Regions from separate parts of the Homo sapiens genome. Here region 1 is linked to region 2. A link is a contact called in ENCODE Hi-C or POLR2A ChIA-PET data. All regions are on one chromosome and are shown on one strand. Each heading gives the region's core, a stretch centred on a gene start or an enhancer-like site at or near the end of the contact. The rest is flanking DNA. Distances are from core to core; before and after follow the strand shown.

The links. A loop is a pair of places that touch in the nucleus more often than their neighbours do. ChIA-PET counts read pairs that join two places held with the same protein, here RNA polymerase II (POLR2A). Pooled maps may share reads with other maps.
Region 1: a map of endothelial cell of umbilical vein shows a loop between it and region 2 (7-fold over the local background). The contact joins the enhancer-like site here to the promoter of CBLB in region 2. A Hi-C loop is called at or near these places in 3 of 168 maps with a recorded cell type or tissue (PC-3, chondrocyte and endothelial cell of umbilical vein) and 3 of 50 pooled maps. POLR2A ChIA-PET finds 5 or more read pairs at or near these places in 1 of 52 experiments (AG04450).

Annotation. Positions count from the first base shown.
Region 1 is chr3:106,722,874-106,729,742 of GRCh38, forward strand. All of the region lies in intron 1 of LOC105374029 (a long non-coding RNA gene), which reads right to left. Among named protein-coding and RNA genes, the nearest start is that of LINC00882, 510 kb to the right of the region's middle. Within about 2 kb of position 5,583, at least 6 of the 41 ENCODE cell types and tissues checked have a DNase peak (open chromatin) inside an H3K27ac peak, as active enhancers do; they include PC-3 and endothelial cell of umbilical vein, where a contact is called at or near this core.
Region 2 is chr3:105,864,150-105,871,506 of GRCh38, forward strand. CBLB (Cbl proto-oncogene B) reads right to left here and starts at 4,863. Exons shown (of 19, transcript NM_170662.5): 1 at 4,587-4,863; 2 at 3,261-3,442. The coding sequence starts at 3,428. RefSeq lists enhancers at 2,735-2,784, 2,815-2,864, 2,985-3,074 and a silencer at 4,832-5,061.

The DNA.
Region 1 (6,869 bases), core at 4,333-6,832, 860 kb after region 2:
TGTATTTCAAGAAAAAAAATATATAAATTCTTTCAAAATTACTGACTGTTTAGTAGTCAAATTAATAAAAATGCCATAGTGATTGCCTAGTATTGTGTGGTGATATTAACATTCCTAAGAGTTACCAATGTTAAATATTCAAAACACAATTTGGCATATTCCTTAATTTTATTTTCCCTGAAAAGCAGAAATAAAGTAAAAAGCACTTTACACATCGGTACTGTGACTGCCCAGTCTGGTGTAGAGAACGTGAACCTACCTGATCGATTAAATGAAATATCACCTCTGGATTTCAAGTGAACTCTAGAACTGATGCTAGATAATTGGAAAAATAAAAACATCTGTCCAGAAGGGGGAACTTGATCTTGACCCAGAAAGGGTAAAGAACTGGATACGGATAATCTAATAATATATTTCAGCTTTGATTTCCAACATTACCTGCTTGATTAATTATGTGGCTTCATTTGAGGATGTGGAATATTTGATGTTGAAAAATTAACAAGGGAGAGGGAAGAAAATGAAGACACCAGGGAGAAAAGGAAGGAAGTACGATAAATGTAAATTGGGCCTATATAAATTTATATTTAGAGATTCCAGAGGCTGACAGTCATTGATCATTCAAGAATTTAATCTCTGCCATATTAATTTTGAGGAGATACAAGTTTTGAGTATAGATTAGTTGATTACAAGAACATGCATAGTTCCCTAAAGCAGGTGTTAGCAAATTACAGCTCAGGAGCCAAATTCACTTTCATCCTGTTTTGGTAAACATAGTTTGATCAGAATACAGTCATACTTATTTATTTATGTATTAACTATGACTGTTTTTGTGCTACAATGACAGAATTGACTAGATCTGACAGAAATCCTATGACCCACAAAGCTTAGAATATCTGGATCTTTACAGAAAACGTTTGCAGACCCCTGCCCTAAAACCTTACTACTGTAAGTGTGGTCTGGAGGGAATAGCTTATGCACCACAAGAAAGATTATTAGAAATGCAAAATCTTGGGCTCCACTTCAAGCCTCTTCAATCAGAATCCGTACTTTAACCAGCTTGTCAAATGACGTAATGACACACACACGATCGAGTAGTACCATCTTAAAATAATTTCTTTTTGTTTACAAATACATAGAACATGGGTTCATAAGCGGACATAATGTTTGCCATTTTCTGGCATATATTTGTGAGGTGATATGGTTTGGCTGTGTCCCCACCCAAATCTTATCTTGAATTATAATTCCCGTAATCTCCCCGTATTGAGCAAGGGACCCAGTGGTCAGTGATTGAATCATGGATGTGGTTTCCCCCATGATGTTCTTGTGATAGTGAGTTCTCACCAGATCTGATGGTTTTATATGTGTTTGACAATTCCTCCTTCACACACACTCTCTACTGCTACCTTGCGAAGAAAGTACCTGCTTCCCCTTTGCCTTCTGCCATGATTGTAAGTTTCCTGAGTTCTTCCCAGCCATGTGGAACTGTGAGTCAATTAAACCTCTTTCCTTTAAAAATTACCCCATTTTAGGCAGTTCTTTATAGCAGTATGAAAATGGACTAATACATGAAGATTAGACCCTAATATTTTCTATGAGTTTTAAATCTTGGTCTTCATAAAAATTACTTTCCATAGTCCACAACCCAAACTTCTTTTTATTTTTTTGAGCTGGAGTCTCACTCTGTCACCTAGGCTGGAGTTCAGTGGCACGATCCTGGCTCACTGCAACCTCTGTCTCCTAGACTCAAGTGATTCTCCTGCCTCAGCTTCCCCAGTAGCTGGGATTACAGGCATGCACCACCATGTCTAGCTAATTTTTGTATTTTTAGCAGAGACAAGGTTTCACCATGTTGGCCAGGCTGGTCTCAAACTCCTGACTTCAGGTGATCTGCCCACCTCAGCCTTCCAAAGTGCTGGGATTACAAGCGTCAGCCACTGCGCCCAGCTCACAATCCAAACTTTTTATGTGGAGATTGTGTTGAGAGGTCAAAATGAAGGTTGAAATATCTATAGGAACAGAACATTCTGAAAATACATAAGTTAGAATCTCTGTGAGTGTTGGAAGAAGGTGTTCTTTAAATTGCCAACAGGCAATGAATGTACTAAAACTAGTGGTGGTTCACATTCAGAAACTGTCTAATTGAAACACTATTAAGCTACAATAATAATATTTTAAAAAACTGTTTATAGTTTTATAGTTGAATCAGTCTGAAGAGTTTCTTTATTCTCTTAATCAGAGAGAACTTGCATCTCATCAGCATAGGTACATGTTTAAAATGGAAAATACAGAAATATGCTTATTGGATGATGGAAGTATAGCTCTATTTAATAGATATTTCATATTTAGTATTTTATTATTAAGCTTAGTTCAGTATAAGTGCACATTTTCAATGTCATGAATACATGGCATGAATGATGTGAGAAGCAATTTGCATTTATATAGCACCTTTCAAAGGCTTAGGATAGCAAAGCAAAGCATAAATGCTTGTGTAACTCTGCAATTAAGAATTCACTTCTAATTACTCCTACTTAAATGTGCAGTCTCTTTTTAATCACAACATTTTTACACCTGTGGTTAAGTGCTCTGACAGAGCCTTAACCTTATCTCTAAAGCATGCAAATTGCATGACTGGATTTTGTAATGAAGGCTTAGTTTGCCAGTGGGGAAATGATCACAGACATGTAACACCAATAACAATATTAAAGACATAGCTAAATTTAAAAGTATCATTCTCTTGTATTATCTACTCATCCAGACCAAAACACACACACGGTAATGACTGTCCAGCTCCGGAGCATGCTTAAGATTCAGGCCCAGATGTACTTCTGCAGGAAGTTAAGAGATGAGATCTGTAAACCATGTTGTAAACGTGTGCTTGCCTGTAGTAAATCTTTAGCTACTGGAGCTACAATTGCTAACATGTGAGATTCCTAGTTCTCTTGTATAACCAAGGGACTAGTAAATAACATGGTGTTAAAAAAAATTGATATCCTACTACTAGGGGAAAGCACAATTCAGCTGCAACATATGGTTCTGGAAAGCTGCAGCCTTGTAAATGGAGCTGAGGAAAGAAAAGCAATTCTGGAAAGGTGGTTGTACCTAAAGAGAAGGCCCTGGTTACAGCCATCTACATAACTGACTGCAGTAAAGCTTGAAGCCCCATTTTCAAAAGCTGATTAGAATGAAGATTTATTGGGAACCTATGGTGATCTGGGGACCAGTGTAACACAAATAGACAAGGTTTTGTTCCCAAACCTTGAAAGGCTGCCAATATACAGCAGAATTGGGTATACGTAGAAGCAAACAAATTTCAAAAATCCATAGTCAATTGTGAAGAATTAGAAGTCAGAAGTTCTTGGATTTTTGTAAAGTATTTAATTGTGTGAAAAATAACTTTGAAATAGATCATCCATTTCAAAATCAGATACTGAGCCAGTCCGAAACAGCAAGTATTGTGTGCATCTCCAGTGATCAAAATAATAACAATAACAGCAATAACAATAATAATAATCAAGTAGGTGTGTACTTTCTGTACTCAGTACAGTACAGTACTTTCTGTACTCAGGAAGGTCATAGGATAGAGAAAAAGGGAGGAATAAGTAAACATAGTGATGTGTGCTTCCATAAAGCTTTTGCAGTGTGCTATGAGAGCAAACAGGAGATATTTAATTCTGTTCGCCTTTGGAAAAACTTCAGAGAGGCAAGGCAATTTCAAATACCAGTAGGATTCTGCCAGCCATAATATTGGTGAAGGAGGAGTGAATATCAAAGAGTAAGAACATTCTAATATGAGTATTCACACAAATTCTTTATGTGACCCTTGACTTTGACCCTTGACATTGCAGTTCTAGCATATTAATTAGGAGTACAACCTCAAAAGTCAAATTGTCTCTATTTACTTCTAACTGTGTTACTCTGAACAAATTACTTAACCTGCCTGAGTCTCAGTTTCTTTATCTATAATGGGGAAAGATAAAATATGCTTTAGAGAAATGTTGTGAGGACTTAACAATATTTAATGTAAAATAACTAGCATTTTGATGCACAACTAATATTCAGTAAATGTTAGCTGCTGTTTTTCTTTTTTTTTTTTTTAACTTTTGTTTCCTTTTAAGTAATGTTCCTTTTAAGTAATTTCCAATACATGGTGAAAGAAGCAGCAAAACAAAGCCTCCTTTGCTTTAGGAAGTCTGCCTGTTTCTAGCATTAGGAGCAAAAGGTAGTGGTGCTGCCGTTGGAGATAAATAAAATATAATATCAACCACCATCTTTAAACCCGCTTTATTTCCCACTCACATTTTTCATTATACATATCTAGTCTTTACAATAATCATATGAAGCAGGTAATGTTACTATTATTCCCATTTTACAAATGAGGAAACTAAAGCTTAAAGAGAACAATTCTCAAGTTAAAAGAGCCATTTTATGAAGTCATTATTAAAATTTGGGTGTTCTAGCCAACACCTAAATGTTCATTAAGAACACCTAAATTTTAAGGGTGCCAGTTCTTAATCACTTTTTTGAAATGTTCTTAGATAGACTTTGGTCCAAAATAATCATTCTTCACGAACTGAAGCATAAGGGGAACCTGGCTTCTGTGTCCAGCAGGGTGGGTGGTCTAGGAATTATGAAAGACTCCCCTAACTAAAATTCTAAAATACTCAGAAAAAAACATATTTTTAATGACACGGGAGAGTTTACAAAAAGTCAAGAATTATGTGAAAGCAGAAATTCTGGGAGATAAATGATCAACAATACCAATTTTCAACAAGGAAATCTCTATTGAATCTTGGAGACTTGGAGATACCATAGTAATGGTCAAATGGTGTAGGGGAAAAATGCTAAAGCCTAAAGCTAACCAAACCTGGGTGACTTAATAGATGACTTCCACACACAACTAAGACCTTCAAAGGTAATCAGAAAAGAAGTGAGAGGAGCCCACGTGCCATGGCTATGATATCTCTCCATAATCCACAGCACAAAGAGCCAGAATGGATGGAAAAAAACATCATGTTAGGATGGTAGTGAATTAAAGGCTGTTTTGCTAGTTTAACTTCATGCTGCCAACCAACGGAGCTGTAGATTCATGCAGTAGTGTTCCTTTATTTGCCTTCATCTAAAATTTTACTATATGAATACTAGATTGCAATTGTATGGAAAGTACCTTGGACTTCCAGTGTAGGCTTGTTGACTAAACGATAGTAATTTGGTAACAACAACAACAAAGTATCAGAAAGAAGAATCAGTCTCCAGTCTCACCTATCATTTCTCTGACCTATATTTGGAAATGCTCACTTGGACCCAATAATTTTGTTTCAGAACCGACATTCTTAATTCAAAGAAACTCTAGGAGTTAATATAAATTCTGAATCAAATTTGGGCTTTATGTTTCCTGAGTAGACAGCACCTTACCCTCACTGTAATGTTATCTCTCCATTTCATTTTTGTTAATTATATTGTACTTGAGTTTATGGCAGTTCCATTCTTCATATCCTTGTTCATAGCCCAAGTAGTCCAAATGTGTTGACTGAAGAATATCAGAGACATGAGTCAGAAAAATGTCTAAGGACAAAACAATTTGGAGGTAGACATGAATATTTCCACTAATGGAGATCAGCCAGGATGTCCACACAGAGTGACTAAGTACATGAAGGGAGATAGAGAAAGTAAGTAAGAGTTGGTCAGAAAATTCATGTTTTTCTTACAGACTAACAAGGCACAGACGTATCACTCGGGGAGTTAGAAACAATTACACATGACTCACGCCAAGCATTTTAAAGCCACAAAATTTTCACAAAAGTATTCTACTGTTTCTCTTTCCTTCTATTCATGCTCAAATATTCCCCCCTGCGTTTCACAAAAGTATTCTATTGTTTCTCTTTCCTTCTATTCACACTCAAATATTCCCCCCTGCGTGTCTACTCTTAAGCTGGCTGGTTATGGTAGGTTAGATTATTAAAGACTTTGAAAGCTAAGAAAAAGTGTTTATATATGAGACAGGCAAAAGACAGCCTTTGTAGATTTCTGAACAAAGGAATAGCATGAGGAATGTGGAACTAAGGGAACTTCAGAGTGGAAGGAATCTGTTAGATGAACTGGAATTCAAAATGGAAGTAAAAATTGTAATTCAGATCACATAGGGATTCTTAAATATTTTCTTATATCAAATAGATTGACTACTGGTTGTTATGAGGTAGAGATTTTGTGTTTAGTTCAATTTAACTAACACTGATATTGTGCTTTCTGTGGGTCTGAGTGTCTTGCTAGCAGTTTAAAACATGGAGACAGCCATTATTGAGCTTTGCTTTGGGTTTTATCAATTCAAAAACAAAATCAATAGACATATGTGTAGTTTTCTATGTATAACACCTTAGCCAAGAAATTTTGTAGAAATGTTTCATAAAACTTCTTTTCATCTGAAGTCGCTCAGATTCTCAGAATGGCAACTAGAAGGGTGAACAGAAAATAAATTGAGAGACAGTCAGATTATGAATCCACAGAAATTTACATGGCTAATAATTTTAAATTTTGAAGTCAGAAGGACATACATTGAACTTCTGGTTCTGTCATATTTTAGCTACAGAATTTTGCATTTCTCTTTGGTAAAATGGGGATAGTAAGGTGATTCACAAAAGGTTTTCTGGGTGCAGCAAACTAGAAACTTTTGTCAAAATTATCTAGAATAACATGTGGCCCAGAAAACTCTCAGTATGTATTCATTTACTTCCTTCCTCAATATTCAAAGAAAAGCTGGAAGCATAAATTGGAATTCCCAGACCTAATAGTCTTCCTTACAAGTTCACACATCAACAGCTGATCTAGCCACTATTTTATTTTCACCCACAGCCACCAGCTTCTTACATGCATAG
Region 2 (7,357 bases), core at 3,613-6,112:
AGGATGTTCTCTACTCTGTTCCCACTGTACTTGGGGTTTGTAATATAGCCCTTTCCATACTACATGGCAATTATCCATTTATGTGTTTGGCTCTGATACTGTTCTCTGAGTTCCTTGACAGGTCAAAGGCGGGATTATGTCTTGTCTAGCTTCATATCCCCAGTAACGAGCACTCAGTGGAAACACAGTAGGCCCTCAAAAAATGTTTATTAAGTGTTTAAGAAACCTTGTCTCTTGAGTAGCTTCAGAACAGACTCCACATTTCATTCTGGCGCACTTGAACCTAGATATGTATTCATGATTAATACTTCTATCACTGTATCAAATAAGCATCCACTGATGTGAGGGCTTCTGGGTCGGCTATCAAATTACACATACACAGAGCTAAGGCCAGAAAATCTGTAATGGGATGTTTTGGGATATGCTACTATCTACTATTCTTTTCCTCAAAACATAGACTATGCTAACTCTGTGCTACTGATTTTCTGTTACAAAACACTCTACATCTTATAAGGAACACAACTGAGCAATTACGCTCTCCTATTCTCAGTGACCTTAGAGCAAAAGCCTGCCCTCTGAAAACAGAACATTAATTGGAAAGAATTTCAATTGACCATTTTAAATTCCAGAGGCCAAGAAATGGTAAAACTACATACTCACTAGATATTTCCCCTACAACCCAAGACTGCTTCATTATTCCCTGTAAAAATAGTTATTTTACTTTATTGGTAGCTGAAACACACTGAAATTGAAGCTTGTGTTCATATTTATACTTCCAAGATCTACCCTTGCAAAGAGGCTTCATAAGAAAAAAATATTAACTATACACTTAACTCTGCCTTTTACATACCTACCAATTAGACTTGAAAATTGCTATTTTCTGTTATTCACAAACTAAATTCATGCTATTGCAGTTATTTTTTTAAAAAGGTAATGTGTCAAGGGATTAACTTCAGAACTAATAATAAAGTTCCTGATGTAATCATCAGGACAATGTTGATATTATGAGCCACTTCCTTCACCACTAACAAATAAGAAAAGATAAACAAAAGAGGGGGATGTTTCTGTACTACACACTTATATACTGCCAATTAGTAATTATCAATGCCTTTCTATTTACTGTATCTTACAGTAAAAATAAACATACTGAATTCTTTCATAATAATTTATGCAATTTCTCTCCACAAAGCCCCTGGGTACATTCACAAATGAACACAACCATTTTCATCTTTGACAAATAATGAAGACAAACAGGCAATGTACATTTGCCAACACCCGCACCCACATCCCACTAAGTAGAGACTTTTGATAATAGATTTCCTTGTTGGGTCAAGTTTCTCAATTGGAGAGACTAAACCTAAACCCACAGAAGGGTTAATAAAATAAACAATAGCAGATGTTTAACTATCAAATAACCATCTATTTTACCATAACTCATGGTGAAATAATTAAAAGTGAATAAAACTTATGTTAACAACCAGTTACAGACCAAAATTGTGTACATCATTTTTAATGTTTCAAAAATAATGATTTTATAGTAACTATAGCTCACCACATCCTTATATAAATCTTTTTGATTTGATGTCCTAACACAAATGTACAAACACTGACCACTCAAAGTTGGAGGGTGGGGGAAAAAGAACAGCCCCTTTATAGAATCTGAACCATTTGCTGTCCACTTACGTAGCAGATAAGTTAGAGAAAAACCTTGAATTCCTTCTCTTACCCCAACTAATGATTTAGGCAGTGAGAGTGACCTTCAAATGCACACTCTTTAGCAAAGACAAGATAGGCAGCATTGTGCTTGACAAATATATGCTATTTTTCCAATTGAATAGTCCTTATTCTAAAGTATCCAATGCTAAAATCAAAACTGAACCCCAAGCAGCAAGTTGCAATATTCTGACACTATGACATCATTCTGTCTGGAGCACTTTAATATAACAATTTGAATAAATTGGCAGAAGCGTAAATAGGTCACACTGAAGCCCAAAACTAAGGCTATTTATCTGGCAAAAATATTCTGGCTCTGCATTTAGCACCATTGCCTGTAGAATGACAGGCCAGTCATTCATCTGTGTGTCCCTTCCATCAGAATAAATGAAAATAATGGAAATCTTGTCACATTCATATGTTGCTACTACTACTGATAGTGGCTTTTATAGCCAATATTTACAGACAGGAGCAAATCAAAGCAAAGATGAATGTTATCACATGATTTCATGGATGCTTTGGCACATCCTTACACAGAAATTTGTTTTTAAAACCTCCATTTCTTCAGTTATAAAGATACTGAGTCTTGCCTCAACTAAACTTATAATTGGCCCCAGATATCTATGAAATAAAGTCATAATGTGTTCCAAACATTTACTAATAAATCCAGGACAGTGCTACTGCTTCAAAAAAAAGAATTATTAATTTTTGCAAAGCAGCAAGCTACATCTTAAATTTATTTTATAATCATACTTAGTAAGGTAGGATACTGACAGCTACAGTTTCTGAGTAAATCTCTGTAAGGTATTCAGATTGACTTCTCTGGATACTGACACCCATCATGATTTCTTCTTGTGAAATTATAGTTTGTCTGAAAGCAACATGCAGAAACCACAGAGGTTTCTGATACTCTCAGCCTCACCACCCCCAACATAAATTTTCCTTTCACAATAAACAATGTGCCATCGAAAGGTTTCCTGTTTCAAAATGGAATAGTAGATGAAAGAAACTGTTAACTCTCCCATTAACAACAAAAAAAGTTTCTTAATGAAGATGAATTCTCAAAGATGAAAATGGAAACTCCCTCAACTACTGCTTCTTCACTTAAGAACTAATCTGTTTCTTTCCCCAGTAAATATTTTCAGTATCATACCAGATGATTGTCATGAGTGGTCAAAGACTTAAATAACCTGCTGGTACTCTTTTGTTATCTAAGAGCAACACAACCTCACAGAAGACAGAACAAACACTTCCAAGCATTCTATGGCCATACACCAACAAAAAGCAGCCAATGGTAAAACTTTACATACTGAGTCATGTAGAGGAACTCTGAACCTTAAAGAGTAGAAAGGATGAAAGGTTAAAAAACAAAAAAGTCTTTGAATCCAACTTTTCAAAAAACACAGAGTTGAAGAAAAATGATGAATTGAAATCAAAAGATTGTTGCCATAACAATGGTTGGTATTAATTAACAGTATAAATAAATCTGGAGAAACCACAGACAAAGTGAATAGTGTTTCGCACAGGCAACGTCAGACAGAACTTACCACTTTGTCCATGAGCTTCCAAGTCTTCTCCACGGTCCTGCGATCTGCGGCAGCTTGCTTAGGGGGTCCAACTGCATCCTGAATAGCATCAATAATACCCAAAATTCGACCTTTTCGGGGATTTCCTCCTCGACCACCAGGGTTTCTGCCATTCATTGAGTTTGCCATCTGGAATTTTAGTTCTTTAAAAGGCAGATTTAAAAAAAGAAAAGTTAGTTGGTTTTGAAAATATTTACCCACCAGAAAACTAGAGACTAACTTGTACCACTGCATCTTCCTCCATCGATTAGAGCAAAACCAAAAGTTCCGGATTCATCTTTATCAATAAGCTTGTGAATTTACACTCTCAATCTTTACACACAGTAGTTTTAAGAGCAGTGATCCTAGATTTGCTTTTACAATACTAAGAGTTAAAGATGCATCCTGCTCACGTTTCAAGTAGCTAAGGCTGAACTAATACTCAACTCATAAAAAAAAAAAAAAGAACAAACAAAACTTAAACAGGTTTCCCCCACCTAGATAAAAACAGAATGTTCTTCCCCTCCTGCCTTAATTCCAATTCAAAATACCAGAACAACTGAAGGTCCTATCATACATTTTGGGAGCCTTACGCAGAAACTTCACTTTCACTCTGTTAGATTTCTCCAAGTTACATAAACATAAAGATTATCCTACACAAACGTAAGGGACAGCTCTGTTGTCAACAAAAGCGCAGGGCATGTCCCACACTAAAACCACCAAGTACGGACACACGAACACCTTTCTTTAAATCAACGCGGTGAGTCGTTATTCCCAAGAACCAAATGAAATTAACACACAAATAGCCCATTTGAAAAGAGAAAAGAGAAAAATGACAAGAGCGGCCACGGAAAGGAGGAGTTCACTTCTCTGGCTCCTCGCCTCTGCCCTCAACCCAAAGCTTTGTTTCAGGACGCCTGTGTCCCTTCCCTGCTCAGGCCCCTTCCCGGCCCCTCGGGTCTGAGCTGCAGGAGGAAGGTGGACTGGGAGGGGACAAAGTGTCCCTCCCGTGCCCGCAGCACCGTCCGTCTAGGGCGCGGGAGGGACACTGTGGGCTCGGCGCCTGGGTGGACGCGCCTCCCGGCCGCCTGCTGCAGTCCTCACCGCCGTCTGCCTGGACGCCCTCTCCCTCCTCCCCGGCCTGCGGGTTCTGGTCTTTAAATGCCCCACTTCAAACTGGACGGCGGCGGCAAAGGCAGCTGAGAGCCAGGGCTGTCCCCTCTTCCTCCTTGGCCCGCGCCTGGCTACCCCGGGCCCCCGGGCCGGCAAGAAGTGTGGAGCCTCCCCGGCGACCCCTTCCCTTCTTGCCTTTCGGCGCCGTAGCTGTCCAGAGACACGCGTGTGCGCGGGTCCCACTCCACACGCACGCAGCCCAGTGTGTGTGGGGAGCCCCGGCTGGGAGTGGGATCGCTGAGAACAGCTCGCTCCCGAAGAAGGAGCAACCCAGCGCGCAGGCCTCCGAGACGTGGAAACGCAACAATTACCGTCAAGACAAATCCACACCCGCTCTCCCCTCCCGCCCGACTCGGGGAGGCCGCGGGACGCCGCAGCAGCACTAGCAGGAGGAGGAGACCGCTCGCTGGACACCCCACCCCTGTGGCACACACAGGACCCAGGCTCGGGGCGGGGCGGGGCGGGGGCGGGGCCGGGCGCCGCTGAGCCAATGCCGCGCAACCGCGCACTGCCCGACAGCGGGTGCAGCCAATGGACGGGAGGCGCCCGTCCTCCTCGCGCTGCCGCCCCGTCCACGTCCTCCACAGTACACAATGGCCCCAGAGGAAGGCCCGCTCGCAGCACGTCAGAAAGGAATTGGACTCGGAGAGAAATGAGGGGCCTGGACTCTCCCGGGAACGAAAGTGGAAACGGGAAAGGAAATGGACGAAGGGATGCAAGGCACGAAGGAGCTAACCAATAAGGGGTGGCAGGTGGGCGTGAGCGTCGGGACCGGGAGCCAAAGCCATCTGGGGCTGAAAGGCGGGACTTCCTGCTTCGCTTACCTTCCTAGTCTTTTGTTTCATAGCAACAGAGTAGTGGCTGGAAGGGTGTTGCTTCTCCGCTCTGGGCGGGTCCAACGCTGGAGAAATTCATCTCCCTAGGGCTGCCAAACCCTTCTACCCAGGACAGCAGCCAAACAGGTCTATGACGTTGCTTCTTGTTGGCTATCAAAAAGAGCAACAGCCACTGAGCTTCTAAAATGCAGAATAAATCTCACAGAGAGTAGGCTGGGGTGACATCTGAATGCCAACTGAAACTTCCCAAGTTTCCGAGTTTCTCTTTTGCTGTTAGTTTTAGAGGGATTGCAGACCAAACATCAGGCTGATGAAAAAGCAAATAGTTGACAACGCTGGCCAAACAGTCTCTGCTAATCATGCCAAAGCAATAAAAGTACCAGATAATGGGAATTGCTGATAAATACCTTGCACCTTTTTACTTAGTGCAAGTTTCTGCCTAAATGACTGAGGAGGAGACAGCTACTGTGTTTTGTCGGAGTCACCTTTACATAGATTTCTATCCATTTAAAAACAACCTTACTGTAGCTGCCATTCTCTACCAGCATTGTTACCTCTTTCTGTGGCTCCCTTCTTTGTGCTCTTAAAAAGGCCGACATCTGGCTAGTCTTTAAAGGAGAAAGCTACTGTGCTGGGACTTGTCTTTCAGCAATATCATAGGTTAAACAAATGCCTTCCATTTATTTCAGTTTACTTCAATCCCACCACTCATGCTACCAACAATTGCTCTGGACTTCATACTTTGGAACTTTCTTTCCACTACAGTTGATAGCGTTTATTACACTTTTCAGCTTGGACATCTCAGATGTTCTGATATTTTACATTGGGTTTTTTGTTTTTGATTTTGTTTTTTCAAATCTTGCTCTAACCACGTAACCTGATAAAATGTTTCTCAATGGTTCTAACCACTTTCTAGCAACTAAGAATTTTAATACTGTAATTATTACTATGAAGGATCCTGAGTTTTCCTTTACAGCCTTGAATTTACATGGTTAAGATTTTAATTTGACGAAAACAGAAAAAAAATGTGCCTTTGCAACCAGTCAGGTGATAAAGTGTGATTCAGGAAGTAATTTTGTTTCCTTGTCATTATTTCTGTGCCAGTAATTAAAGAGTAGTTCCTTGTTTTCACATTGCATTTATCTACAAAAGTGCTGGCCTCTCCATATCTCCTCCACCCATCCATATCTCTTTTACTCATAGTCGTAGTAGCTACATTTACTAAGGGGAGACTGTAAAAGAAAAAAACTGTGTTACCTTTAAAATAAATTTTAAAAGAATTAATGTGTAGAAGCATGTAGCAAAACAGTGGCTTAAGGGAACATTATAACTAAGTATATTACTTATATTCATATCTGGATAAATGTAAAATACCCAAAATACATGTTATAGCATGTGCCATTCCTTTTATATGGTGTTTTGCAACTGAAAGAGATGAGTTAATGAGAAAATGGCATTGCCTATGGTATCAAGCATATCATGTTGATATAAATTACAAGTTTTGAGGTGTATGGTTTGACGTATTTTGAAATATATGTATGTGAGATACGGTAGCATCCCTTACCACTTATTTGCCATCTCACTTTCCTTGGTTCTAGTTACCTGTGGACAACCAGGGTTTGAAAATAGGTGAGTATAGTACAAAAAGATATTTTGAGAGAGAGAAAAATACCACATTTATATAACTTGTATTACAGCATATTGTTATTATTTTATTAATAGTTATTGTTATTAATCTCTTACTGTGACTACTTCATAAACTTATCATAGGTATGTATGTATTGGAATACTCATAGTATATATAGCGTTCAGTATTTTCTGAGATTTCAAGCATGCACTGTGGGTTTGAGCATATCCTGTGGATGAAGGGAACTGCTGTATGTACATATGTACGCATGTGTGTGTGTGTGTGTGTGTGTGGTCAAGAAATTATAGCTTATCATCAACTAGCTATTTTATCAAGCAATCTGGAATCCAGGTTAAGTTCTGGTGTAGCAGGGTTCCCAGTTGAGCTGAAACTCGGATTCAGTTTGGTTTTCTCTCATAAACTGATGGAGCAGTAGAAGTCCT